3 separate regions of the Mus musculus genome follow, and regions 1 and 2 are each linked to region 3. Evidence: chromatin loops called from intact Hi-C (ENCODE). Cell type or tissue: left cerebral cortex. All regions are shown on one strand.

Region 1 (8,000 bases), 290 kb after region 3:
TGGAATTATGGAAACCAGGCTCTAAGGGTTGGAGTTCCGGGTCCAATGGCACTAAAGCATGCTGGGGACAAATTTACAGGCAAGTCTCTGTTTTCCAGAAATCCACCATGTGAATAGTAGCTAGAGCTCCTTCAGAAATCAGAGGAAGCAATGGTGACAATGATGTCACCTTGCTGAGACAGGTGAATTCCTGGGCCAACAAGGGTCTCCCCTCTACCATTTCCCTGACTACTACTAGCTCATTTCCATAGGCAGTAGCAGCCAGTACACAGGGGCTTCCAGTCTCCATGACACACACAACTTCAGAGGGAGAGAGATCTCAGATATTATCTCCAAAAATAACCTCTTCATCCACAGATGGCACAGTTCTGCAGCCCACAGTGGCCAGCTCTAGAAGGTCTATGGTTCCTTCTGAGTTGGGATCTGCAGCCCACAGTAGCCATCTCTAGAGGGTCTACAGTTCCTTCTGAGTTGGGATCTGCAGCCCACAGTGGCCAGCTCTAGAGGGTCTACAGTTCCTTCTGAGTTGGGATCTGCAGCCCACAGTGGCCAGCTCTAGAGGGTCTATGGTTCCTTCTGAGTTGGGATCTGCAGCCCACAGTGGCCAGCTCTAGAGGGTCTATGGTTCCTTCTGAGTTGGGATCTGCAGCCCACAGTGGCCAGCTCTAGAGGGTCTATGGTTCCTTCTGAGTTGGGATCTGCAGCCCACAGTGGCCAGCTCTAGAGGGTCTATGGTTCCTTCTGAGTTGGGACAATTCTGGGCATCCAGAGTGCATGATGGCCCACAGCTGGCAGAGACATGTTCTCAATAAAAACAAGGGAGAAGGCCAGGTTCTGGGAAGGAGGGGAGGAGCAGGCAAGACAAACTAGAGCTTGTTCTGGAAGGAATATATAGGAAGCCTACTCTGGGCTGGTCAGTGTGCCTGGAGCTGGGTGTGTGGCCGTCTGAGACCATCAGGCATTCTGGGGAAACTCATACCTGAGCCCAGGACTAGCTATACAATGATTGCAAAGGCTGTGTCTCTGTTCCAGTGGCCTGAGGACAGTGCTAGGGTCTGGCTCTCCCTCATACAGCACATTCCCTGTGCTCAGCTCGTCTGGGAAGTCCGGGCTGCAGAGCCAGGATGAGGGACACAAACAGCCGAGATGACAGCTAGTCACAGGAAACCAGGCATGCAAACCTGGACTTAGAACCTACGTTTCCTCAATGGCAGAACTCGAGTGCTAGCTTTGAAGGAGAGAGACATTGTGAAATCGGTGGGATTTAAATGAAAATTGAGGAAGAGGCTGCTGGATTGCCCAGGGTTGCCTGGCCATGAGGAAATCAAGACTGTGGCCAGAAAGAAAAGTGAAGTTGCTACAGAGAAAGAGGCAGCCACGGTCTTGTAACCTGCTCCTTGCAGGGAGTTGTCGGACGAGGCCAGTTCTCCACCTGCAAGGTTTCCTAAGGTTTGCACCCATTTGATCTAGGACTAACTCCATTTCATTATCCACCCCTTATCCCCACCCCCAGAAAGTTCAATTCTAGGGAATTGAATAATTGGAAATATGGTATTAACTTACCTTCAAAACAGCACAGGCAAACTTATAGCAGGAGCCAGGGAGCAGAGGATGCCTCCTAGGAGGCTCTTGGTATCTCCCTACTTTCCCAACTAGAGGGAGAGAATGATTTGCATAATCTGAAAATGAAATTGGAGATGGTGTAGTTTGGGTCTTGAATGTCAGCCAATGTTGGTGTGGTTAGGGTGTTGAGGAACCTTTAAAAGGTGGGGAGTCCTTCCTCCCTCCTTCCCTGAACAGACACTGACTGGAGGCCCCAGCATGGTCATTCCAGCCGCTTTCCTTCTTTTTTTTTACTTGCTACTTGCTGTTTACCAGAGCTTCATGTGCCATTAAATATTCATCAGCATAATTAAGAAGCTAGAAAGCAGTGATAAAACTAATGCATAATATTATATTATGCCTGTCAAGGATCTATCCAGGCAGCCACTGGCTGCTGCCCCATGGGCATTGGGGGTTGCAGGCACCACAAAGTGGCATTTTGTCAGTATCTCAGAGGAGCAGTTTCAGCCTCAGTGATTAAGGGTGGAGAGGCCCCACAGCCTGTCACTGAGTCATGCTGAACTCTAGACCAGGCCTGTCTGGGGACAATGGCTACCTAAGAAGCCCCTTTGACTCTGGGCTTCTTGATGCTCTGACTTAAAGCAGTTACAGGTTTTCAAAGGCTATCCTCAACCTGTGTACTTGGTGACTTACCTCAGGGAACAGAGCAGCATTGTAAGTACATATTCTGTGTCTACTTCATTATAGCTAATAAAGTTTTATTTAAAGCCCAGCCATTCAGTGCCTTTGAATTGATGGACAAGGACATTAAAGCCACAGAAGGATGAAATTAAAGGCCTGGGGTCAGACACTATTTTAGGTGTCAGAACCAGCAATGAATGAGGAACTTTGATTCTGAACTCTGAAGCCTTGGGGTGGGGGACATTAAATAAAGCAACACATGTACCATGTTTACAGAAAACTGATGGAGTCCCTTTTGTCTCCTCTTTTCTGTTGGTCCATACTGAAGATGGAACCCAAGGCCTCGTAAATGAGATGCAAGCATTAAACCATTGCCCTAATGTCCTAGCCTTGAGAATCTTCTGACAGAAGCTGCCCCGGCCTGGCTGTCTCCACACCTCATTTCTCTTTCTAACTTCAGTCTACCCTTTATAGATTGAGTTTCTAGAAACTCAGTCAAGTGTAGATTTTAAAATAATTTTAGTTGAGTTTGTATTGAATGCACAAGGCTTTTTGTCATGATTTCCTAAGCAGCAGTCTAAGGGTGATATTTAGCATGACTCCCGTGCATTTGACATCATAAGTCACACAGACGTGAGTTTAAGTGTGTTCGAGGATGGTGAGGGCTCTGTGTATATTCAGTAGCACTTTATGGAAGGGGTTGAGCTTCGTGGCATTGGTGGCTGTATTTGGTCTTTAAACTGGTGCCCCATGGCTGCATTCGTTTATCTGCTTCTACTAACAGGATTAGTGAGCCTATATCCAGAAGATGCTGTGCTCTAGGTATTTATAATCATGGTGTATCATGGATCACATATTGGTTTTCTGCTCTGGGAGATGATGTACAAACACACACACACACACACACACACATACAGAGTCCACACACTGTTCTCTCTCTGACACACACAGTCTTTTTCTGTCTCTGTCTGTCTGTCTGTCTGTCTGTCTGTCTCTCTCTGACACATACACACACACACAGATTCACACAGTCCCTCTCCTCTCTCAAGCATCATTTTAAGTAGCTATTTAACATATGCTTTATTGTGCATAATAAAGGTTTATCTAAGGCTCAGCATTTGAATGGAATTTTCTTCTTGGTAAAATTTTGTTTTCCCCAGGTCCGTCATTGACATGCACTGTGCTAAAGATTTAAAAACAAAATAGGACCCCTTTATGTTGGAGGCACGGAATGAAATATTGATGGTGGGATTGTAGGAAGCCTGGGGGCTTGAACAGCTGTGATGTTGGCAGGGGGCTAGGGTGTGCTTCTGGCCCTCACAGAATGAAGGAAGTACCTCAGCCTTCCCTAATCCCTCCACCACTGGGCAGCTACCACATCATTGGGTGGAGCCTCCCAGATGCACTGTGGTCCACAGCACTGGGAGGCCTAAAGATACAAGAAAGACCACAATTTCTCTTGAACCTCAGCATCACTGAGGGAAAAGTGACTCTTCCTCTGTCTATACTTTACCCACTGGATATCTCAGGAGGAAAATCAGCCCTCTCTGGGGTACTAACTGCTCCCTTGTGTCTTTACAAATGGAGTGATGGGGCTGGCTGGCTCCTTAGGATGGTACCCTGTGGCTGGGATATCAGTGCTAAGATTCCTTAAAGGAAGCCGGGGGGGGGGGAATGGGGCATAGCTGAAGTTCAGAAGCATCACCATCAGTGGTCTGCTCTTCCCTTGGTGGTCCTGGGATTCCTTTCTCATTAACTTCCTGCCCCAAAAGGTCAAGAAAGGCCTGACCACTGTCCTGAGCACGAGAGTGTCAGGACATATAGAAGGTCTGTGTAAGCTATGAAGGCTGGAGATGGCTTCCCAATATCTGCAGAGATGGAGCCCTGAACATGTCCATTGACTGAGACCCAGAGAACACGGACCAAGGCTTGGGCCACAGACCATAAGCCATTGATTCACTACTTACCAGCGTTAGGGCCCTACGTCTCCTGAATATCCTCACTGCAAAATGAGAAAAATAATCTCACCTTGACCTGGCAACTCAAGGGCTGGGTCTTTCTGTAGGAGCCACCGTGGGGAGCCAAAGCACAGATGAAAGCAACCACAAATTGTCCCACATAAAGCAAAAAAATGAGGTCCACTCTTATACATACATTTTTAAAGTTCCCTTTATGGAAAAACAGAGCATGTAACACACATTGTAAGAATAGAGAGCTGCACCTTCCTCACATAAACTGGGTGGGGTGGGGACCCATCCCAGCCACAGCCAGTGGTCTGTGTGAGGAAGGTGGGGTAAGGTGGGTTCCCTCTAGATCATGGTAATACGGACTTAGAAGGAAGGTATGTTTGTGTCCTGTGGCACAAAAGAGACTGGACCTGAACACCGGAGGGCCAACTTGCGTGGCACTGTGTCAAGGCTGCAAGCATATGTATACTGCAAGCTGTATGATATAGACGGACAGACCAACCCACGTGGGCTGGAGGAAAGATGCACCTGTCTTGAGACAGCCCCTGGTGCTTCCCCCTGGGTCAGTCCAAGCCCAAGGCCCTGTTGGCCTTCTTGGCATTCAGGAAATTCTTTTTCCTCCTGGGAGGAACACGCAAAGAGATCTCGGGCTCCCTTGGGCTTCTGAATACAAAGATCTTTTCTCCCGTGTTTAATATGTCCATAGCGTCTGCCCCAGTGATGGGGATGGGAGCCAGTTCTCCAATGGGTTCTAGGGACAGGTGTGGCCAGCTTCCTTTCCCAGGAAACATCACCCTCTCCTGGACGGGAACATATATCTTCTTCAATATGCTGCAGAGAGAAAAGGAAGATCAGGTTCTGCATTCTGGGCCGATTCTGACCCTCCCCAGTATTCTGACATTTCCCCGGGAGAACCCAAATAAGTGTCATTTTATTTGTGTGTGTGTGTGTGTGTGTGTGTGCTTCTGTGTATGTGTACTGCCCATGTAGGCTGGAAAATGGCAATGGATCCCCTGGGGCTGGAGTTACAGGCTGCTGAGAGCTGCTCGATGTGGGTTCTGGGAACCAAATTCCAGTCCTGTCAAGAGCAACGATGTAGTCACTGTTCTCTTGCTGTGAAGTGACACCATGACCAAGACAGTCATTATAAAAGAAAGAAGTTACCTGGGGGCTTGCTTACAGTTTCAAAAGTTTAGACTATTATTACCATGGCAGGTTTGCTGACATGCTTGGTGCCTGAACGCTACATGGTAATCTTCAGGCCAAGAAACTGGGCCTGGCCTGGGCTTTATAAACCTTAAAGTCCACCCCTCAGTGACACATTTCTCCCAACAAGGCCACACCTTTCTAATCCTTTCCAATACTGCCACTCCCAGTGAGTGAGAATTCAAATATATGAGCCCTTGGGCCCATTCTCATTCAAACCACCACAAGCACCGAGCACTTTTAACTACTGAGCCAACTCTCCAGCCCTAAGCACAATTTACATTTTTGTCTCCTCTCTGGCCACTGGTTGTGACTTCAGCATAATTTCAGAAGATGAAACTGCTGGCCACCTTCACCAGCTCGTAGCTGAAAGGTTCAGAAGTCTTGTGAGCCCACGGAACAGTGTAAGCCTGTTGCTTAGGAATATTTACAATATGGAAATAGCAGCGTTCCCTCTGGAACTCCCTGTTACAGGAACTACAGCTCCCTGATAAACACTTACAACCCCATCCTACAGACCTCACCCTGGAAGCAGTGAGAATTTGGGTAGAGTACATCTGAGACAGAATGTTGAAGGACTAGGAACTCCCCTATGATAGGTCTGGTAGGTCCTGTCCCTGGAGCCCTGGCTGCTACTATTGCTGTTATAACTCTTCCCGGTGAGCCACATGGAACCTTAAAGCCACAGGATGCTCCCATGGCTCCAAGCAGTGTAGTGAAAAGCCGTATCAATAAGGACCACCTGCGAGGCTCACTGGCCTTTCCTAAGGTGTACGCCTCTGTGCTAGACACTGGGACCAAGGCCTCTCATGACTGGTACCCACTCTATAGCATCAGCACAGCACAGCATGGGTGCAAGGAGAATACCTTACAACCAAGTGCTGTTTCTGGTCTGGACTTGAGTTGACTTCTATTGCCTGACATCCTGCTCTTATATCTTGGGTGCTGTATTCTGATATCCAATCTATGACCAATGATCCCATGCTTTTCTTTGCAGGCTATCCATGGCATGGGATCTCGGGACCTTCAGCTCTGAGACACTACAGAAGGGTAGGGCTTAAACAGCCACCAGTTCCAAGTAAACAGAGGGCAATACTTTTTAAGCCAGCCGAGTTACTTTCTTTGTGTGTGCCTAGATGCTGTTACCTTCTGTATGCATATATGTGGCATGCCTGCATGTTCCTCTGGATGTGTACAGACGTGTATATGCATGTAGAGGCCAGAGGTTGACATCTGGTGTTGTCCACAGTCACCTCTCCACTTTGTCTTCTGAGACAGCATCCCGCATTGATCACAGAGCTCACCAAGGTTAGGTTAGCTAGCCTGGGCTCCAGCAATCCTCTTGCCACTGCCTGCACAGTGCTGATATTACAGGTTCTTGCCACCATGCCAGGCATTTTACTGGAGTGGGTGAATCTGAACTCAGGTCTTCCTGAATGCGTGACAGGTACCTGACCAACTGAGTTGCTACTCCAGACTGAAAATACCACTTTTTAAGCCACTCTGTCCCACCTAATGTGACATCTTTCTAATCCCCTTTATTTGGAACCACGGGAAACCCTTGTTCTGTGGTCTGTGGCAATGTGAAGTGGCCTGCCTTTCCCTATCCTCTGAGATCGAGGTGTGCAGAAATCACAAGCAAGAGAGACAGGCACTAGAGGAAGAGGCAAGCCTGTGAGCTCAGACTTACAGGAGGATGAGTTTGACAGCCATAAGCCTGTGGCCCGCACCCCCCTCCCCAGCTTCAGTCCTGGGCCTCTGCACCAGACCTCTCCTTAGGCTTTATCCTCTCCACTTTCTGAAAGGTTCAGGGTAACAAGAAGTTAAAGAACTTTGGAAACAGTAAAGTCTGAAGAACCCTAAGGAATTATTCTTTTTCTAATTATATCTCATTAAAACCTGCTATTAGCTAAAATAAATACAGTAATTAAAATGCTAATAAATGTTAGGAGAACATTCTCCTACTGAGAGCTATAGGTTTGTCTTCAGCTTTTAAACCAAGACCAAGAACATAGGCAAAGATCTTCCCACCTTCTATCCCCTCCCTGGCAACTTGGCCACGCCCCGGAGGCCCTTCCTTCCCCAGCTCCTTACCGCTCCTTCTTCTGGCGGGCCCAGAGCATCCTCTCCAGTCCTTGACTCACCAGATCTGCTCTGAATCTGCTGTCCAAAACCTTCCACCAAACTTGGTGTTTCCTGATGCAGAAGGAACGGGTTACAGTTTAAAAAAAAAAAAAAAAAGAATAAAATCTGATTCTCAAAAAAACCCATCTGGCACCATCCCTGAGGTGGCTGCTGGATGCCACCTAGAACCCCGAGAGATTTGCTGAGTGTCAATCTCAGGCCTGGTCCACAGATAATCCCTGCCTGGAGGGTAGTGGTGACAGACAGCATCTATCAGGTGGAGGCAGGCAGTGCAGAGAGTTCTGTGGTGGTGTCCTGACAGCATGTGCTGACTGCTGTGTCCCCTGGCCTCAGGGTGCACACACAATGCAGGTGGAATTCCTCTTATGTTCCACAGAGTCCTAGTGCCATGGACATGGGGACACACTCAAGAATGTGGAGGTGTGCTGTGGGTAGAGC
Region 2 (8,000 bases), 420 kb after region 3:
TGTGACATCTTTGACTCTCTTGAGTTCTACTGGCCAACACCGTGTGGCTTCTTGAAGGGAACATGAGCCCCTTGGGGATAGTTGGCCCCTCATGACCCTGTGTGTGCAGGGCCCAGCTGAGCAGGCTGCCCGTGGTTTGGGAAGAAGTAAAGGAATGAATATTTCCCTGTGGTGTAACCACCAAGAGGGCTGCAGGGTATCGGGGCTGCCATCTCTGCCTCTTGGGCTATGCTGATAGTAACAGACTCAGTAGAGTAGTCAGGAAGGCCTAGCTCCCAGGGTATAAAGTGGATACTTTAGCACAGAAAACGTCTCAGCCTGGAGGATTATGAGGTGTGGCTGTACTCACAAAATATCTGCCTTAAAAAATATATATACATATACATATATATACATATATGTGTGTATATGTACATATATATGTATATATATGTATGTGTATGTATATGTATGTATGTGTGTGTGTATATATATATGTGTGTGTATATATACATATATACGTATGTATATATGTATATATGTATATATATATATGTATATATATATATATATATATATATATATATATATATATATCCGGGATGTCAGGATGCTTTCAAACACAATCAAGGAAACACAGAATGGCTCAGATTAAAAGCACTTGCTGCTCAAACCTAGACCTGAGTTCCTGCCCCAGAATGCATGGTGGAAGGAAAGGAAGGACTTACTTCCTGAAGTTTCCTCTGAACACCATGTATACACTATGGTATACACACAAAACACACACACACACACACACACACCCCTACCACCACCACCCCACCACCAAATAGATAAATAAATAAAATTTAGAGGAAAAATTAGAATTTCAGAATGAAGGAGTATGATGACCAGGGTGTGGCCTTTCTTTGTCCACCTGGCCAGGGTTAGCAGTAGTGACAGCAGTTGTTAAGAATCCTGTTAATGACGAGCTTTTGTTCCCAAGTGTCCTTTACAGATGGTAGCTAGTCTGAGCTCTCTCAACATCAAATGTGAACAATTGAAGGAGTGGCTTCAGAGATCCTTACTACAGATCGGGAAACTGAGTCTGGTATAGACACACAGTAGTGAATCATACGGGTCTTCTGGCAGCCATGCACTGAAGTGGAACAGAGCTGGTGTTTGGCAATGGCTGAGCCTCTAAACTGTTCTCATTTGTGGACAGGGTTATGAGACTAGAAGAGAGGACCCATGTGTCAAGAGGAGCAACCTCCTCCATGCCTCTGTCCTGGTCCTGACGCCTCAGGGTGGGGTGCTGCTTGGAAAATCTTCCACACTGGGACATGAGATATGGCCACCAGCCATCTTTCACAGTGTAAGGCTTCAACTCAGTGGCAGAAAACTGATTCACTTCCATTTGTCTATCAGGAAGCTGAGCAGACCCTTATCTCAGAGCTATCGACATTGGCCCGAGTACCCCTTCCTGAGAACAAGCCATTCTCCAACAAGCGAGGACTTCCAGGTACGTCCCTGCAACAAGAGAGGCTCTGAGCTTAGAAGTGCAGATGCCAGTCCACAGCCACCATTAAACATCTATGTAGCCTTGGGCATCCTACACAGCTTCTCTCGGCTCTCCTACTCTCTGTAACTGAGCACGCTCAGGACATCCCAGAGACCCTGCTTCTTTAGCATCCCTCCACACCCACCATGCCAGTTCCTGGCTCCACTACTCTCCTGCCTCATCTTATCCCCATCTCTATTTTCCCATAAGTAAAATGGGGAAATGACATGTCTTTCCCCTGCCAGAGACACTTTGGGACATCGTAGCCTGATATCATCTGTTGGTAGAAGTGACTCACAGCTCTTGCACACAAAAGCTCTGGTCTATACCCAGATTCTACCCTCTATCTCTCCCACTTCCTTTATCCTGCATGCTGTGGGTGAAGCAGAAACAAGGAACCTGGTGCACCCAGTTCCATCCCAGCTCTGTCAAGAGCAGGCTGTGGGGTGTGGGAAATGCTTCACGATGTTCAGCTTGCTTCGCAGTGACGTGGGTACAAAGGCCCCCTTGCCCACCAAGGTTGCTCATAAACTGTGGGAGCAGGAAGTGCCATCTAAAGTCGTGAAGCCATCCTGGGTTTGCCTGTCTTCTACAGAAAAGCCAGTAAGAACCAAAAGGAAGAAACCCCCACCTCGGGAGAGAGAGGACCTGGGGACACCAAACGATGACCACCTTGCCTTGGCCGACCACACCACAGGACCACTCAGGTGTGAGGGGTTCCAGCCCACTGCCTTTCTCCTGCCCCCTGTCAAGTGTCTGGAGTCTGGGAATGACTCTTCTCAAGGTGCTCATGTGAGGCCCAGGAAGTGCTAGGGATATAATTTGAGAATGGTGGGCGGGGAGGGACCATAACAGGAAGTACCTGCTTTGCTGGGAACTTTCGTTCGTGGATCAGCTCTGGGGCTGCTGGGTCAACTGAGCCATTATCCTCTGGCACTGGGCATTATCCTCTACCTGCTTTTTATATATCACATGCACCATGAAGTTTTACTTCTTCTGGCTGGTCCTGCATCCACAGTACAACCTACTCAGCATCGCCTCCCATCCGTGTCCACAGCGGCGGAAGGCTGGATCAGCAGGACAGCGAAGCTGGCGATGGAGAAAGCACAAGCAAGATACTGCAGAAAGGAAGCAATCTGTAGCTCCAGCTGAGATGGGTCTGCACGCACCTCACTTCCTCTTGGGACCGGGGGACAGAAGAAAAGGCCAGTCTTGAGAGAGGGGATGCCACCTGCCTTAGAGAGCGAGACAATAGCATCAAGTGCCTGGGATCATTGGAGATGGTGGGGACATGCCTTGAGAATGTAACATCTCCACTGTCACCTCTTTTTGGTCCTCTTGCCTTGGTCTCTTGCTCCCTCAGAACGGCCCTCTTACCCACACCCTCCAGTTTCACACAGTATCTTGATGCTGTCTAGCAGTCTGATTGGAGATTGAAGACCCCTGATTCCAGCATGCATGAAGTTCTGCCCATCTGGGTCTTAGCATCACTGGTATTTTCCTGGCCTGAGGCCACTGGTTCACCTCCACTGCTCCACAGTCATCTCCTGTCCCTGGTTCTGGCTGTCAGGGTCCCAACCAGGACCAACTTTTGGCCTTGGTATTTCTATCTGTTGGCTCTGATAGAAGGATGTGTGAGTCCCAAGGCCAATGTTCTTGGCATAGCCATGGAGTTCCCCTGGCTATGTTCTGAACCACTCAGAACATGGGGACCACACTTGCCTGTCACATACCACAAGAGGTCCTCTGTGGGCAGGGAGGGCATAGAAGGATGCTGTTCCTACCATCAGGCTTCACTGAGGAGAGGAAACTTTCATCTGAGGAGATGCCCACAGGTCACCTGCCCCTTCTGAGGGATGATAAGGGCTTCCGTAAGCTTTCAAACCAGCCGTACTTCCATAGGCCAGAGATCATTCCCACTCAGGCTATCTCTTCCAGGAGCAGCATCAAGGATTCCCCGTCATCACTGTCAACATTTGGGTATGATCACTCATTGTTCAGGTGTGAACGTTGCTGATGGCAAGGATGGAGTCTATCATGTCAGAGGCAGACCCATTTGGAGATGGGAGGTTGTAGGTGGCACACACTGTTTCACTTGAGATGAGAGCTGTCACTCAGTGAAAACACACCTTCAGGTTAGCTGTTCTTAGGAAACACCTCTCGAGGAACACCATCGTGTCTAGGAGTGACGTTTGAGGCTTTTGAGAGCTCCTGACTAAGGACTTGGCTGGGGCAGCAACCAACTTTCCTTCTTCCTCCCCTACTTCCATCCCCCAGCCTCCTGTGCCTTAACCTCCTGCACGTGAGCCAACCCTGGCTCAGCCTGAATAAAGAGTTCTACTCCAGGAGTTGTTCTTGCCTGTTTCGGGCATGTGGGAACCCAGGCTGTCCTGTGCATTGAAGGACAATGGGAGCAACCCTGGGCTCTACCCAGTAGATGCCAACTGTACCCAACCATTCATCTCAGTGACAGGTCAATGTGTGCCTACTCTGGCAAGCCCAGAACAGCACAGCCCACTGGTTTCTGTCACTTAGGAGTCCTCTCAGAAATCTTCTGGACTTCCTGGGAATTTTAGGAAAATGACAACTGGCTAATTAGAAAGCAGCTGTGTGTGTGTGTGTGTGTGTGTGTGTGTGTGTGTGTGTGTGTGTGTGTCTGAGTGTGTGTGTGTGTGTGTGTGTGTGTGTGTGTGTGTGTGTGTGTGTGTACATGTAGAGGCCAGAGCTGACCTTAAACTCAGAGATCAGGGATTCAGGCTCCACAGTCCCAAGGGCAAAGGTTGTGCCACCTGGCCTTTATCTACTTTTATCCAATTTGGGGGCCGGCGGAGAGGGAAGGATGGGGGAGAGGCTTCTCATTGGCCTGGAATTAGGAGAGGCCGCCTGGCCAGAAGGTCCTCATGCTCAGAAGCCAAGCACTTTAGAAATTAGAAGATCAACCATGTTTCCCAACCAGAATGGGGTTGGTTCCCGGCCTGGGTCCACAGTGCCCTCTGGTGGCTCAGATGTAGCATGTCACCTGAAGAATCTGGAAAAACTCTATTTCCTTCCCGCAAGAAAACTGCTTGCATGGGGGCCACTATTCTCACCTAAGTCCTCTGGTTTGATGGTGTGACTGTGGAAAACATAAATCGCGTTGCTCTACTCCTCCAGCATTAATACTGGACAGGTAACCTGAAAACTTAGGGTTTCTATTGTGTGATAAAACACAATGACCAAAAGCAACTTGGGAAGGGAAGGGTTTATTTCAGCTTATGGTTCCATCTCGCAGTCCATCACTGTTGGCAGGAACCTTAGGCAGGAACCTGGAAGCAAGAACTAATACAGAGCCTTAGAGAAACACTGCTTACTGGCTTGCTCCTCGTGGCTTGCTCAGCCTGCTTTCTTATAGTATTCAGGACCATCTGCCCAAGGGTGGCATCACCCACAATAAGCTGGGCCCTTACATGTCAACCACTAAGAAAATGCCCTACAGATTTACCTACAGTGCAATCTTATGGGGGCTTTCCTCAACTAAGAGTCCCTCCCAAAACATCACTACTCAACTACCATCTTCCTTTTTCATCTGTACCCAGGATATCGTTTTAATGTTAGTATCACAATAGAAAACAGCATATTTTCAAAAGTCCCATAGGCCTTAAAATCCACCTTAAAAGTTTCGTCTCTTTAAAATATCCAAAGTCAAGCTTCTCCACTCCTCCACCATCGTGCGTGCTACGCCTGACTCGGCTTCTCGCCATGTCTTCTGACAAGACTTTCAGAATCAAGCGATTCCTGGCCAAGAAACAAAAGCAAAGGCATCCTTTTCCTCAGTGGATCTGGATGGAAACTGGTAACAAAGCCAGGTGCAGCTCTAAGAGAAGACCCTAGAGGAGAACGAAGCTGGGTCTGCCAGGATCCACACGGTGGCAAGGCTGAGGGTTTATACAAGCTGTGGTCATCCATCAGTCCTGCCAGATGGAGTTCAACATTTTATTTAAAGATTTATTTGTTTCATTTATATGAATACACTGTAGCTGTCTTCAGACACAGCAGAAGAGAACATTGGGTTTCATTACAGATGGTTGTGAGCCACCATGTGGCTATTGAGAATTGAACTCATCTCTCCAGCCCAGAGTTGAATATTTTTAACCTGGAATATTTTTACTCATACCTCAATTGGTGGTGTGGTTTGTCCAGTAATAAAATGTAGACGCTTTCAAAAAATTAAATAAAATACCCAAAGTCCTTTTAAAAGTTCAAATCCTCTCTAAAATATCTAAAGTCTTTTTTTTTTTTTTAGAATATCCAAAAAGTGTTGAACCTGTCGGAATGGCTAAGATACGTAATACAAGTGGCAGATCATGCTGGCGAGGTTATGAAGCACGGGGACCACTCTCCTCCACTGCTGGTGTGAGTAGAAGCTTGTACAACCACGATGAAAATCAACATGGCAGTTCCTCAGAAAACTGGGGCTTCATCTATCCCAACACCCAGTGCCAGTCTGTGCACCAGAAACTATCTGCAGAGATCTGCAGAGATCTGGCCAGGCTCCAGTTGCCAGAGGCTTGCTTTTCAAAGGGGAGGGGAAGTTGATCTAACGCTACATGGTGGGCCAACACAGACAGGGAGGGGGATTCGGATCTGGGCGAGCTGCCCGGTCTCTTCCGTGGCCTCTACATGGAGCCAGCAAGGGGAAGGAGTCTCATGTAGCCTGCGGGAGAGAACTTGCTTCCTCAAAAGTGTCCCCGCTCTTACATGACAGACGTTCTCAGACTATCTTAGATGAAATAACCCTCGCACTTGATTCCTTCTGGACAGGGTTTTGTATACATTTTGGGGTGGTGTGGGCTCTAAAAGCAGACGCGTTCTATTGGCTTGGTCTGGGGTTTTAGCAATGCCTCATCTGCCTGTGGAGGGGCTTCGGGCACTGCCCCTATGTGACTGATTGTCAGGGTTCTCTCCATGGAGTGCCATGGTCATGTGTTCCAGGACAGGAAACTGGTCCAGTGTAACTAATTATTTCAAACCTTATTTCTCATGATGGTTATTAAACGCTTTAACCTCCCTGTAACCTATCACCCACCAGAGGCAGTGGGAAAGGAAGGATATAGGGGAAGTGGACCTGTTTAGAAAGGTTCTTTGGAGCAACTCCCATCTGTGTTATCTGGAAATCGGTAGTTCAGTTCACAGGTTAGGAGGCAGTGGCAGATCCACTCACAAGCACCTCATGGGTACACCAACAGTCCAATTAGGTAGAATCAGGTTAGCAACAATGGAGACAGGACCTAGCAGAGACAGCCAGGCCTCAACCTTGGCTCGAGACAGCAGGAGGGACCAAGAGGAACACCAGGAGAAGTTCTCAGCTGTGCCTCTCTCAGGGAATCAAAATCAGTAAAGACTCAAGACACATGGGCTGGAGAGATGGCTCAGCTGTTAAAGGCTAGGCTCACAACCAAAAATATAAGACTCAAGACACAAGCATTGCACAGCTAGCTCTATAAGCAAGCCTAGCTCTCTCTCTCTCTCTCTCTCTCTCTCTCTCTCTCTCTCTCTCTCTCGTGTGTGTCTGTGTGTCTGAGTGTGTGTCACTATGTAGAGTCCCATTTATACCCTCCAAACACCACATGTCCTCCATGCACCTTGCTTCAGCATGGGTCTTGGCTCAGCACGTGCATCCAATCAGCCAGAGTCCGTGGAAGCAGCAAGAAATTACAGTACACCACCAGAAGTTTATTGTTTGTTTGTTTGTTTGTTTGCCTCATTTCTATGAAGTCCCGACAAATGCAGCTCAATTATGCAATGTAAGATAAACCAATACATGCATGTTGTTAGCAGAGAATCCTTCATCACATGTGTTTCACGTGCTTGCTTTAGCAGAACATCCTCTCTCCTATGTCTACTTCAGCAAAATGCTCCTTCATGAGTCTGCCTTAGCCTTTCACACCTGTGTCCACTTTAAGGAAACATCCCTTCATGGGTTTGTCCCAGCAAAACACCGTCCAACTGACTTTCCAAAGAACCCTAAAGTTCCCACTTCAGTCAGGAATAGGTGAAACCCACCATCCTCAGGTATGAGAGTGTCAGGGTTTCTGAACCCACTAGACCTTACCAAGTTTCCTGGCACAGTCCACTGCCCCAGAACCCAGATATACCATTCTTTGGCATATACCCAAAGGATGCTCCATCCTTCCACAAGGACACTTGTTCACCCACATTCATAGTGACTTCATTCACAATAGCCAGAAACTGGAAACAGCCAAGATGTCCCTCGACCAAAGAACAGATAAAGTGTGGTATATTTGCACAAGGTAGAACTATTCAGCTGTTCAAAGCAATGACATCATGAAATTTTCAGGCAAATGCATGGAATTAGAAAAAGAAAATTTTCCTGGCTAAGGTAACCCAGACCCAGAAAGTCAAACATGGTATGTACTCACTTATAAGTGGATATTAGCTGTTAAATAAATGACAGTCATGCTGCAATCCACAGACCCAGAGA
Region 3 (8,000 bases):
TTGGGGGAGGGGGCTTTGGAGATCCAAACTCAGGCTCTCGTACTTGTTAGGAAAGTTTTCTGACGACCGAGCCATCTTTCCAGTCCAATGTTATGAATTTATTATGAAAAGACCTCCACAGGCTCATGTATTTGAACACTTGGTCCCCAGCCTGTGGTGCTGTTTTGGAGATTGTGAACTCTTTTGGATACAGGGACCTACATGGCAGGTATAGGGCCCTAGGAGTGGAGCGCTGGTCTTGTAGGGCTCTGCTTTCTGGCTTGAGCTCTCTGGTTTCTGGTCTATGGAGACCCAAGAGCCCCATGTGCAACTCTGTCATGCTATGCCTTCTCCACCATGATGGACAGTAGTCCCCTCTCAAACCATGAGGACAAGTAAAAACCTTGCTCCTGTAAGTTGTTCACATAAGGTCTTCTCAGGGAGAAAAGTGAACGGGCAGGAGAATGATGAGCCTGTAACCCAGGAAGCTTCAGAAACCTATGCCCCCTCTTCAGAGGGGAGCTTGAAAGAGGAACAGGTAATTTTGATAGGTCTAAATAGTCACTAGGGGGAAATGAATGGCTGGTGACAGTTTTGGGGACTCTGGAAGGGAAGAAGCAGAAAGTCACCAAGGATTATACTCTCACTGTCCAGATAGGTCTCCCCGAGAATCCCAGGTAATCCAGAACAAACACCAGTTCTTCCTCTCAGTAGTGACTAGGATTCTGTGGTTACAGGATCGGATGCCCAGGGAGGGGCTGTGTCAGCTTTAACTCTTTTAGAAGTTTTTAGTCAAATGAAAGCACTTTAGTGATAGCCCCTTCTGAAGGGGAGCTGGGGGAGGAATCAAGATGATAGAGACGGGACAGGGAGCAGCATCAAGATTTCGTTATTGAGATCATGATGAGATAGATCATCAACATGCTTTGGGGGAATCATTTCTCAAGTCCAGACATCAAGAAAATGTTCCCCTATTTTATAAATGAAGAATTGACTTAGAGGACTTAGCCGTGTACATGTGTACACTCACAAACACACTTCCCTGTGTTCACGACACTCCTTTAAGCCTCTAAGAATCCTTATAAACCAGGCAGGAATATAGGGGAAACACACTTGATCGGATGTTGCCTTTGGCAGTTGGGAAACTCTTCCTGCCCAGCCTGGTTCACATTGCAACTGTAGTCTTCCACAAACACATAACTCGAGGGCACCGTGGAGCTACGCTGCAAATTGTTTTAATGTAAGAATGAGCAGTTCAGATCTTGCAGGGTTATAAGTTCCAAACTATAAAAATAACTCCAGGGGAGCCTTGCAATGCCAAGAAATGCAGACACCCACAGTGGGAGCAATTTATAAACCCTATGTTGACTGAACACACACACAACACACACCAGGATGTGCAGTAAAATTGTGCTTTGAAATGCTGAGTTTTTAATCACCAGGGATAACTGCCCGTGCAAGGGAGACGAGTCTCAATCACAGGGCTGCACGTGCAAGCCCTGCCTTATCTCAGTGAGCCACAAACAGCCTGATCATTTTCTCTCTTTGTAAGGCACAAGGCTGCCAGGCAGAATGACTCAAACTGTAACGCCAGCAGACAGTATTTACTCTAGGCAAACCAGACTTAAGTTTTAAATAAAATAGGCTTAACATAAACGATAACAAGATCTGATCTGGGAGACCCTTAAAAAATAATAATGGTTTGGCACAGAAGACACCCTGCTCCAGGGAACAACATTAGCTTCCACGGTGAGATCAAGTTACAGAAAACCAAGCGTTACAGTCCTAGGCATGGTGAGCCACAAATGCAGGAGTAGCCAGTGGATCTGGCTTCGCGTTCTCAGCAATAGAACAAGTGTTCAGGAGACAGCAATTTGCAAATATAAAACACAAAAGGACAGTCTCCCTCAGCATCTGTCTTTGAAGCTGGAGAGTAATGGGAAAACACACTCCTAGTTTCCCTTGTCTAATTTACAAAGGGATTCTTAAACAATGCCTGCCCTGCCCTGCAGTTTATAAATAAAAGCCCAGCAGGCTTGGGTTGGGGACAGTGATGGATTTTATTTTATGAAATAGTTTTTGTTTTGCATAGAGTTATGCCCCCACAAAACTGTATCAGCTTCGAGGAAAGAAGGACAGACCGGGGACCAGCCTCATCTGAAGCACAGCTGGAGTCAAGTTCAGACTTTCTCTCCTGGGGGACTGATGGCACCCAGCACGTGTAGGTTGTAGAAAAGGAAGGGTCTTTCTTCAGAATGATTCAGATAGATGCTGCTAGTATCATGTGACCAATGCTTTGCACCATGAAGACTCGTGGCTGAGGTTTCTGGAGGACACTACGGTCAGCTGTCCTTAAGACCAGAGGTGACAGAGGTCGGTACCACTCACCAACTAGCTCCCATTCCATTCCTGGAGACTTCTGGGTTGAACAGGAGCCTCTTGGGCCATTGGGGAAGCCCCATTCCAGTAAAACTGAAGGGAAGTTCACATGGGAGGCATCTAGGAGCAAAGTAGGTAACATAGGCAGCAGAGAATGAGGACTTGTAGCCCCTAGAGAAGGAATACCTGGAGCCAGAAGCTAGACCATGCCAGAAGTTGCACTGCATAGATTCTTCCACAGATTCCTTAAAGGGACTAGTGAGGTGAGCACCCTAGCTTTGGACTTCTGGTCTCCTAAGGAGCAAAAATAAACTCGTGTTCCTCCTCCGCCTCCTCCTCTTCTTTTCTTTAAGACAGGGTTTCTTGGTGTGACTCTGGCTGTCCTGGAACTCACTGTGTAGACCAGGCTGGTCTTTAACTCAGAGATCTGCCTGCCTCTGTCTTCTAAGTGCTGGGATTTCCGTTCTTTCAAGCCATTGAGTTTGCAGAGACATTTTAATGATCTTAATGGCACTAAGGAGCAGCCATTTAACTCCAAGAGCCTCCTTTTCTTCATCTGAAAACACAGGGACAATTGTACCACCTCCGTTGTGTGCCACAGGAACTATAGCAGTAACACATGCCTTATGAAATCAGGGGCAATGTTTGAAAGACTTTTCAAAGTGAAAGTACCATTGTTTTTACTAATTGTTAACATAAGAAAAACACTTAGAAGAAAAATATAAAAGCTGAATTTATTTGTAACTCTCAAAACAGTCACTCTTCCATTCTGGGTCACCACCATGTCCTTTCAGCAAATCTGATAGACATTTGATTTTGGAATTTGAATCTTTTTTTTCCCCATTAGCCTTTGATATCAGCTTAGCCTTCTAATGCTATATTCTTCCTCCATATGGGTGATGAGGGTACTTGACTGCCAGGGCCATCATGAGGGTTGGGGGGACAGCTCATGGGATGCAATTAAGACTCAGAGTCTAGCACACCATGTCTAAGTGAGAGAAGGAGGAGGAGGAAGAGGAGGAAGAGGAAGGTAAAGAGGAAAGTGGTTGCTGGACTGAGCAACCCACCAAGATTGGACACAGAGTTTGGCACACAGTGCTCAATAAAACAACTATTCTTTTTGACTATTCTAGAAGGCATCTTTCTCTCTTGACTGTGGGAACTGTACAGGTAACTCTCCATCCTCTACCCCTATCTGCCGATTCTCTTTGCTCTTCCATGCCTAGCTGAAGACCCCTCTCTCCTAAGAAGCCCTCACAGATAGCATGTGTGGTTTGATGTCTCCCCTTGACCCTTACAGGCCCAGGTTCACTTCGTGTCACCACTAAAGCCTCCTACACTCCGGTATGAAGCCATACCTTGTCTTAGTCCACTGCATTTCTAGTTCCTGACCCATTAGAAGTATTAGCAAACATTGTCTGAACAATGCCAAGAGGAGAGGGAGCAGATGTTCAAGGTCGGTCTCTCTGGTCTTCCAGGGAGGGGCAGACAAATGGCTTTCCTATCACCAAGGATCCTGGGAACCTTTCTAACAGCAAAATCACAGAGACCATCTTTGCTGATATGGCTATTACTTTCAAATGCATATCAGCCAAGTATTCTGTGATAATGCTTCAAAACACATAGCTTTCTGTCACAGCTTCTAAGAGCTCCTCCCTCTCTCGCCTGAGCTAGGAGGCAGAAGATGCCCACACAGCAACTCATGATCCAAGGCAACAGCACACACTCATGCCATGCTCACTGTGTTCCAGAGATCACTATCAAGCCCCTTATTCCCCAACATGAGCCCTGAGAAGGTAGATGTGCCATTAGTCCCATTGCTCAAATGGAGGGACTGAGGCCAGAAGAGATTGTACGATTTATTCATACAATAATACCCCTAGAATGGGGTAAAGACTTGGCACTGTCTGAATTTCTCCCACTGACTCTTGAGGTGTTTCCTGTGTTCTGCATTTGGCCATGCTGGATCTGGTGTAGCTTGGCCACACCACTGAAGCTCTTTGGTGCAAGGAGGAACACGTGTGCTTGTCTTTATTAACCTCCCATCAGGCGCTCTTGCTTCTTTTATACATATTACAGCAACCTGGGTATCATCCCATACCACAGAGGAGAACCCCAGGACTGGCACACAAACATCAGGTGTGTGTAGTCTTCTAGATGAGACCAATTGGATGAGAAGCAGTTAAGTCAGTCAGGTGAGGGTGGAGCCGACTCCTTTTTCTCCCCCTTCCTCCCCGTGGAGTCTAAAAGTTGTGTTGGTCAAAAAGGACACGGTGGGGTAGAGGACAGAAGGAAGGGAATAGGTTTGGAAGACCCAAAAAAGAGCCTTAGCTTTCTCACAGTGGCTCCCAGTGCCCAGCAGGTGGCAGGATGTGGCCAGAGATAACCCGACCCTGGGAAGTCTGGGCCAGCAGCCGGTGCTGCCAGGTAATGTCTGCCTCCTGGGGAGTTTGTGCCGCCCACTCTGGCCCCAGCAAGCCTAGGGTCCTTAGGCATCCTGGTCTCTGGAAAGACAATCCCCGTCCCTCCGCCAGCTCCCTCAAGCTCGCCCCAGCTGCTGCAGAAGCCCAGACCCAGATGTGAACCCTGCCCCAATCCGGAGGACCCAGACAGGCAATTTCCAAAAAACGTACTTTTTTTTTTTTTTTTTTTTTTTTTTTTTTTTTTTTTTTAAACATAAACGGCAGCCTCATAGGCCTCAGTTTCTTAATGTACAACGAGAGAGGTTACATATTAGACATCGATTGTCTGGGCCCTCCTTTCACTCATTTAAACATCCCGGAAAACAAAGAAGCCTGTGGCGGAGCCAGTGGGTGAGCGCAGTTCTGAGTCTATACGAACTGTCAAACGCTGCGGGTGGGGAGTCCCGGGAACCCAGCAGCTCCAGGGAGGCCCCTTCCCTCGGAGTCCCCGCCTACCCGACTGTGAAGTGGGGGGCGGTGGCTTCTAACTCTTGGCTGAGATCCGGGTCCACGCCCCCTCCTCCTGCTGCACGCCCTCCCACCCTCCTTTCTCGCCTCTTCCTCCTCCTTTTTCCTCACCACCGTTGTGAGCAGAGCTGCACGGTGGTCTGGGCTCAGGGAGTCCCCGGGTTTCCATCCGTGTATTGTGCGTCATGGAGAGAATCGGGTGAGGGCTCAGGGGGTGCGGTGATCGCAGCGGGGTGACACCCTGGAGGAGGGGTGACCACACGGTCCCCATCCCTGCCCTGCAATCGGCCCCCTCCACACACGCTACAACCCTGGCTGGCTGCTCTCACCCAGGCTGCATCCCAGGGCTCTCATCCTGCACACTGCATCCCAAGAGCATCCTGGATCCCGTATCGCTGTGAGAATCCTGCATCTGACATCCCGAAAGGAGAGGCCGGGCATGTAGTAGCGGCAGTAGCGGCGGAATATGGGCGGGAACCACTCCCACAAGCCCCCAGTGTTTGATGAGAACGAAGAAGGTAAGAGCCTCCCTAACAGGAGCCGCCACTCCCCACATCCCCTGGGCGTCCCTTCCTTTTGCTATCCTTCACTGAGCGCCTGCTGAGTGTAGCGCAAGGGTCTCAGCACAGCCTTGTCAACCTCGCACTGGCTGTGCACCGGCCCAGTGCTAGGCATAGAGCTTCTACTTGGCCACTTCTTAGGCTCTAGTGCTTTTTGGAAGCCCAGATCATGCTGAACCTAGAGTTGGGACAGAAGACTGGGAGAGGAAAAGGGGACTCAAGGTATCACTTGGGGGAGGGGGCGTCACAGGGAAGATCTTGCTTCACAGTAGAGTAGGGGGCGTTGCTCCTGCTCAGCATTCTGGGACTCCAAGGTGGCCTTTAGAACTTGAGGATAACACAGAAGTGGCCTACTGGGTGAAAGTGCACAACGCACAACGTGTGTGTGTGTGGGAGGGGGGGAGAGGGAGAGAGAGAGAGAGAGAGAGAGAGAGAGAGAGAGAGAGAGAGAGAGAGAGACCCCACCTATTTGGTATCAGGACCGCATATTTGGTATCAGGACGGCATAAGGAAACTTTTTGTAGCTGAAGTCAGTGGCTCTGAGGAAGGAGCCCTGCTTGGGGCTAGCTTCTTGGTAGGGAGTATTGTAGGCTATCAACCTTGTATAGATGCCTGGTCTGGAGAGTCCTTGTAGCTAATGGTGGCAGGATTTGGTAAATGGGTATTTGGCTGAGCAAAAGTGTAAGAAGTTTTCTTAGCATTTACTTTCAATATCATGTGTCCTGGGACTCAACCCCTCTGAATCCTCATTTCATCCGTATCTGTGAAGGTTCCTAATCAGGTCGTTGGAAGTTCAATCATTACTCACATGTGGAAAGTGTCTTACAGACACCTGCGTTGGTTAATAACCTACTGTGTGATAACATACACTGGCTTCTCTCTGCCTATCTATCTCCACCGTGCCCCAAATGCTAGGCATCCTGAGCTTTCTTTTATGTCAGCTGCTGTGCTGGGCTTACTCAGTCCTCACAGATCCCAGTGGAACAGGTACTTTTCTTGTGGCTGTTTTGTAGGGGTGGGAGAGAAATCGAGAGAGACAGAGAGAGACAGAGAGACATACACAGAGAGACACACACAGAGAGAGAGAGACACACACACATACACATACACACACACACACACACAGAGAGAGAGAGAGAGAGAGAGAGAGAGAGAGGGGAACACCCCAATCATAGACTAAAACCTGAAAGCTGAGGTCATCCTCTGTACAGGGTACATAAGGTTTCTAGAACCTTCAAGGCTGGCCCTCTCAAAACGGTGAGACCCCACTTAGGTGCAGACACCTGCTGATCCAGCCAGGTAGTCCTTCCTTGCAGGAGGCCATGTCTGGTGGGTCTGAATGAACATCCTTGGTGATAGGCAGGGAGGGCTCAGTATGGCTACAGGTTGTTTGGTAGCCCCGATCTTCTTGGTCTTCAGACTGGAGTGGGCTAGTAGAAGCCAGAGACAGTAGAGGCTCTGTATGTGCCAGAGGGAGTTAGGACTTCCATGTAGCTTTGCCCCCGTTTAGAAGTCCATGGGTATAGCCCGAGTCAAGGTCACACTGATAGTTTTCTTAACATCTCTATCTTTTAAAAACAGGTTGAGTTTTACATGTATACATCAGGTTTTCATCGACAGTTATTTCGTCTAGCACAATCCTGATATTAGTTCTCTTCCTTGAAACACACCTCTACATATAACACTAGCATTTATTAACAATTAGCACTCTGAAATCATACCTAGTTTTTTCCCTGCCCCAGAGAAATTTAAACTCACCTTAATCAAATACCCCAAAGTATTGTATATTATATATTTGTGTGGTAGATCATAGATTTCTAAAGAAAATAAGTCTCTAAATTAAATAAAAGAGTTTCTCATTGGGTGTAAAGACAACAATGGGATACCTTTAGCCTGTAACTATATTTTATAATTATTCTTGTTTGATGTCACCATTTATTACTCCCACCTTACAAAAATACCAAATACGGTCAGTAAGACGCCCCCCCTCCCATATCTAATGTCTATGTGTTTTTTTTTTTTTTCAGAAAAGTACCCCTTTCTTTCATGCTTAACTCTCAGAGGGGACTTGCCACCTCTGTGGCAATGACCCCATTCATGCTTTCTTAGCTCTAAAATATTTACTGTAATCGATGTTTTGGTTTTCCTGTCT

The links. Hi-C counts contacts between places; a loop is a spot of excess contacts. Peaks named below come from ENCODE experiments on the same cell type or tissue, not always from the same donor. Only the 100,000 strongest peaks of a DNase experiment are listed, where the experiment ranks them.
Region 1: it touches region 3 in a loop (2.1-fold over the local background); 5 of 42 quality-filtered maps call a loop at or near these places.
Region 2: it touches region 3 in a loop (8-fold over the local background); 29 of 42 quality-filtered maps call a loop at or near these places.

Annotation. Positions count from the first base shown.
Region 1 is chr5:37,421,451-37,429,450 of GRCm38, reverse strand. Evc2 (EvC ciliary complex subunit 2) reads right to left here. Exons shown (of 20, transcript NM_145920.3): 19 at 7,512-7,613; 20 at 4,397-5,042. The coding sequence ends at 4,775. Among named protein-coding and RNA genes, the nearest start is that of Evc2, 87 kb to the right of the region's middle. In left cerebral cortex, a CTCF peak has its summit at 4,342; no DNase peak of the experiment used is centred here.
Region 2 is chr5:37,295,038-37,303,037 of GRCm38, reverse strand. It overlaps Evc (EvC ciliary complex subunit 1), which reads left to right. Exons shown (of 21, transcript NM_021292.2): 19 at 1,387-1,480; 20 at 2,115-2,226; 21 at 2,538-3,867. The coding sequence ends at 2,661. It also overlaps the pseudogene Gm42935. Among named protein-coding and RNA genes, the nearest start is that of Evc, 38 kb to the left of the region's middle. In left cerebral cortex, a CTCF peak has its summit at 4,516 (motif pointing left); a DNase peak (open chromatin) is centred at 4,491.
Region 3 is chr5:37,714,541-37,722,540 of GRCm38, reverse strand. Stk32b (serine/threonine kinase 32B) reads left to right here and starts at 5,388. Exons shown (of 12, transcript NM_022416.2): 1 at 5,388-5,806. The coding sequence starts at 5,755. In left cerebral cortex, a CTCF peak has its summit at 4,709 (motif pointing right); DNase peaks (open chromatin) are centred at 1,502, 4,730, 5,287 and 5,666; H3K4me3 peaks cover 975 bases.